2 separate regions of the Homo sapiens genome follow, and region 1 is linked to region 2. The links are chromatin loops, found by intact Hi-C in ENCODE. Cell type or tissue: dorsolateral prefrontal cortex. All regions are shown on one strand. Region 1 has its middle 45 kb from the start of C14orf132. Region 2 overlaps SYNE3 (spectrin repeat containing nuclear envelope family member 3).

Region 1 (2,500 bases), 550 kb before region 2:
AGTAGAAAAGGAAACAAGGAATTTGACTAGGCAAGCTACAAAATATGGGATAAAATCAGTAAATATATTAACAAAAAGGTACTTCAACAAATTAAGACTATATTATTTTATTTTTACCCTGGCAAGTATTTAAACATATCAATTGTAAGTGTTGCCAAGGGTAGGATAAAATGCGCATGGGCATAGTCAAGCATGGGTGTAGTGGATGCTGTAGTGTGCCACCCAGATTCCCAGTGAAGGATAGAGGCACCTATTTCCCCAGCTGCCAGGAGTGCTGCCTGCTCATGGCTCAAGCAGAGTCCTTCCCTAGGAATTGTCCTTGCCTAAGGAAGCTGCCTCCCTAGTGGATCTCACATCCAATGATTGGGCCATTAGGACACACAAAGCTCTGAGCCCTTGACTTTAATTCAGGACAGCTGAAGGGGCCATCCTCAGCCCTGTTGCTATTGCATTGCCGTTCAATGTGTCCCTCCACCTGTCCTACTCATTCTCTTGCAGGTGCCATTCCAATAGCCTTTCCCAATAAACCTCCTGCACACAAGTCTCCATCCTAGGTCTGTTTCAGTCTAAGATGACTGCTATGAAGAAATAAACGTCTTTTCCCTTGCCAAATCTATTTATATTTTCATTTATAAAATCTTACTTTGGTTCTACATTTATAAGGTATTTTCCATTATGAATCAAATTAATATGGATCCATATTTATTTTCTCCTGGTTCTTTTAGTATTCTATATTTTAATATGTAACTCTTTAATTCATCTGGGAATTCATCTCAGTGTCCTGAGTGAAATAGGACTCTAATGGACTCTAATTAACTCCCTCCACCTCCTAAATAGTTGACCCCTGGAACTCATTATGGGATAAGCCACACGATTCTCAACAGATTTTGAAGGTGTGTGATTTGATTCCACCAGCAGAAAGTCCGGATATCCTAAATTGGGAGTGCTCCAACTTAGAGGGTCCTTCTGCAGGACTATCAATACTTCTATTTAGCCAGCAGGGGGCTCTGGTGCATAAGAAATGCTTTTAGCTAAATTCTGCTAATTGGCTAAATTGTCCCCACAATAAATGATTTGCCTTCTCAGAACACAATGAACTCTGCAATTGCAGAGCTCCTCTCTCCCTAGCTCCTGATGGGACCCACGGGGGAGAGACCTCTTTCCGCTGTGGATACTACACAGACCTGTGGCTGAAGAGCCTGGCAAAAAGGAATTTGAACTGCACTCAGGGGCATCCCCAAACAGAACAATCTGTCTTCAGGACTAGTGAGTTTCCTGTTGCTGGAAGGGCTCAGACAGGGACTCCAAAAACATTTCAATTAGCTTTCCATAGACCCAAAGTCTGACCATTAATGCCACTCCAGGGTGGCTTTATATATGCTATTGCACTTAAAGGCCCTTTATTAAATGCAAAGTACTTAATGATATTCTTTGTTGGAATTTTCTCAGTGATGACTGAATGACTCTTTTGTGCTCTGATTAGAGGCTTGGGAGAAAGACCTGATCTGCCAGTAACTCTCTCCTGTCACAGCACCTGAGTTGTCTTCACTACAGACTCATCCCACTGGCTCCCCAGAGCACTCTATTCAGTTAACATGCCCTACAGGCAGAACAGCAGGGACTCTAGCAGCTGACCCATCCTGGGCCCTGACAGGCTGGTGGAGAGCCAGGGATGACTTTTCTGCGACAGTCATGGCTGTGGCTGTGGCACTGTGGAGCGGGGTGATGGCGAGGCTTCTAATCCCAGCTCTGCCACTGACAGATACAGGCTGCAGCTGCCGTTGAGCTCCTCCTGTCTCAGAGCCTCGTCTGTGAGTCTGTGAGTGGGAGCACAGAATGGGCAGAGCCCTTATTCTCACAGAAATCCTGAATCCTGATTTTAGGAGATGATGGTTTTGTCAGAGGCGTTTGAACCAGAGCAACTCCATCTTGAGTAAGGGTTGGGTAAAATGAGGCTGAGACCTACTGGGCTGCATTCCCAGACAGTTAAGGCATTCTAAGTCACAGGATGGGATACGAGGTCAGCACCAGATACAGGTCATGAAGACGTTGCTGATAAAACAGGTTGCAGTAAAGAAGCCAAGCGAAACCTACCAAAACCAAGGTGGCAACGAGAGTGACCTCTGGTCGTCCTCACAGCTACACTTTCACCAGCAACATGACAGTTTACAAATGCCATGGGAACGTCAGGAAGTTACCTTATATGGTCTAAAAAGGGAAGGCCTGAATAATCCACCCCTTGTTTAGCATGTCATCAAGAAATAACCATAAAAATGGGCAAACAGCTGCCCTCGGGGCTGCTCTGTCTATGGAGTTGCCATTCTATTATTTCTTTACTTTCTTAATAAGGTTGCTTTCACTTTACTCTACAGGCTCGCCCTTAGTTGTTTCTTGCGCGAGATCCAAGAACCCTCTCTTGGGGTCAGGATCTGGACTCCTTTCCTGTAACAGCGTGAACTCTACCAAAGGTGATTGGCTTTTGATTTTGTCAGCTAGGGTG
Region 2 (2,500 bases):
TGCAGTGAGCCCACATTGTGCCACTGTGCTCCAGCCTGGGCGACAGAGTGAGACTCTGTCTCCAAAAAAAGAAAAAAAATAGTGCATTTTGGGTTTTAAAACTAAAATTGGGACGTGTTTCCTCATAATGAGAGGTGGTCATCAAGTATGAGTCCCAATGTGAGTTTGTCCCCAGAGATGCCATCTGTCTTGTAGCAGAGTTTATTTTCATGGTGTCCCAGAATATTTTTGTCTGATTTTTAAAATCTCTCCAGCCCTGAGAGTGGGCCCATCAGACCAGCCATGTGGTTGGTACTTCCGCTGGTATGAAAGAGCCCCACCGCCTTGGGGAATTCACCCCTCCCAGGCTCTCCCACTCAGAGGCTCTGCCCTGATCGGCCACCCCAAGGGAGGGAGAGGTGGGAAGATTAGCCTACCTGTTCCCTTCTCTACTGCAGGGGCTGCAGGAAGAGGGGCTGGACTTGGGGGCACAGATGGAGGCTGCAAGGCCTCTGGTCCAGGAGAACCCCAACCACCAGCACAAAATGGACCAGCTTTCCTCCGACTTCCAGGCCCTGCAGAGGTCTCTGGAGGTAAGGGGCTGGCAGAAGGGCCTGTGCTTTGACAGAGAGCCGGCCCCTGTCATCCAACACGCCTGGGGCCTTTCTTCCCCTTTCCTGCCTTCATTCCTTCTAACCTCTCTTTTTTCTTTCTCCCTGTTTTCTTCCCTTCCTCATTCATACAACAGACAATTATTGAGCACCTCCCATATGCCAGGCAGTGTTCTAGGTGGCCCTAAGGATGGAGGTAGCAGAGCATGACAGCCCAGGCCCCTGCTCTCCTGGGAGTTACGCCCCAGTTGGGTAGATGGACAATTAATCATCAAGCAAACAAGCCAATGCACAATTACATATTGAGATTAGGGCCAAGCGGCAAAAGAAGAGAGCAGGCTGCTGAGATCCTTAGGCAGCCCAGAACACAGGCGGCCTCGGGTCCCTTGCAGCCTGCACAAGGCCTGGAGGCCACAGAGCTTCATCGCCAGTGCCCTCTAGTGGCCACCTCAGCTCTTTCTAGGGTTTGTCCAGGATTCAGTCCCCTTCCAGCAGTAGGGATGGAACTCAAAGCTCCTTCAAAACTGGCCTGAGGACAAGTGGAAATGCAGACTCCAGGCCCCACTGTGACACTGATTCAGATGGAGTCCTGGGTCTGCCGTTGTAACAAGCCCTGAGGAGTATAAAGCAGGGTCTCTGGTGCTCACACCTCAAGAAAACCCAGTGAGGCAGTGAGAGCTCTCCCTCCTACCTGACATTGCACGCCCTATTTCATACCAAACATTCCTAACCTCCTCTTTACACTCCTGAAATTCATAGGGAATATACCCACCCAGGAAATAGAAAAGAGAAATCAAAGGAAAGTAATTATAATACAATATTGTCCAATATGTAAGTACTCCCAGATGGCCACACTCAAGACATAAGGAGGTGGTCAGAACGTGCCCTCCCTGTGTGACAGCCGCAAATGCTGTGTCAGGTGGCACAACCATCACGGCCTCTAGTGATGTGGTTTTCTGAAATGGGAACAACGCTTGATAGCACTTTGATCAAACCCAAGAGCAGTCTTCCATCCACTTACACAAAGGGTGCAGCTCTAGAGAAGTCAGTATGTTTGTTAAAACTGCAAAATCTTCCTTGTGTTTGTGTGTTGATTGGAGTGACAGTCTGAGCTCAGGTCATGCCAAGCAGGTTTTTTACTGCTGTAGATATTAGGAGGACATGAGAAAATCGTGTGGGATGTGGGCAAATTCTGCATTTGTGGACTATCCACCCCAGGGTGGAATGCGAGCACCCATCCCTCTCACTCCACCTAGTATCACCCTCACCACCTCTATCGCAGCAACTGCAAACCCTCCCCACCAGTTTCCAGGACATAAGGCATCACCTGTGGAGCCCCATTGGTGTAAGTGACGATTAATGTCTGGTTGAATTCATTTAATTACATTCAATAAACTAGCAGTTAGTAGTTTCAAGGTCGAGGCAGTAGAGAAATAGGACACACTGTCCTCACTCCTCAGGAGCCCATAGAAACCCGTAGAAGCAGCAAAAGTCTCCTAATACCTCCATCCAAATGATGGGCTAGATTAGTCGTTACGAGAAGCAGCGTTAACTGAGCATCACTCGGTGTTGCAAAATGATGATATTCCAATTCTTATTGATTGTTTATATTCTTCTTTAAAGAGAAATTGCCCTTTTATTATTTTGGTACCCAGTGCTTGTTAATCTAATATGTCCTTCCCCACAGCGAGGCAGTCTCTGTGTCCCCCTGGGGGGCAGGTATCTGATGTTGGAGATCACAGCTCTATGTACGGGAAGCCCTTGGAGGCGTCTGGTCTAATGTTGGCACACAGGGACCAGGAGGGGACAGTGGTAGGGACAACTCAGAGAAGTGGAGTTTTAGATAACTTCTCAGGCCCTCATTGATGGCTCACTGAGGACAGAGGCAGCAGTCTCCCCAGCCCCTGGTA

The links. Peaks named below come from ENCODE experiments on the same cell type or tissue, not always from the same donor. Only the 100,000 strongest peaks of a DNase experiment are listed, where the experiment ranks them.
Region 1: a loop joins it to region 2, with 5 times the contacts of the local background. A loop is called at or near these places in 36 of 110 quality-filtered maps.

The regions. Positions count from the first base shown.
Region 1 is chr14:95,993,021-95,995,520 of GRCh38, reverse strand. No RefSeq gene overlaps it. Among named protein-coding and RNA genes, the nearest start is that of C14orf132, 45 kb to the left of the region's middle. RefSeq lists enhancers at 882-1,439, 1,440-1,997 and a silencer at 1,435-1,729. In dorsolateral prefrontal cortex, CTCF peaks have their summits at 798 and 1,000 (motif pointing right); no DNase peak of the experiment used is centred here; H3K27me3 peaks cover 585 bases.
Region 2 is chr14:95,441,227-95,443,726 of GRCh38, reverse strand. It overlaps SYNE3 (spectrin repeat containing nuclear envelope family member 3), which reads left to right. Exons shown (of 18, transcript NM_152592.6): 11 at 438-572. Among named protein-coding and RNA genes, the nearest start is that of SYNE3-AS1, 74 kb to the left of the region's middle. In dorsolateral prefrontal cortex, a CTCF peak has its summit at 1,040 (motif pointing left); a DNase peak (open chromatin) is centred at 1,006; H3K27ac peaks cover 847 bases.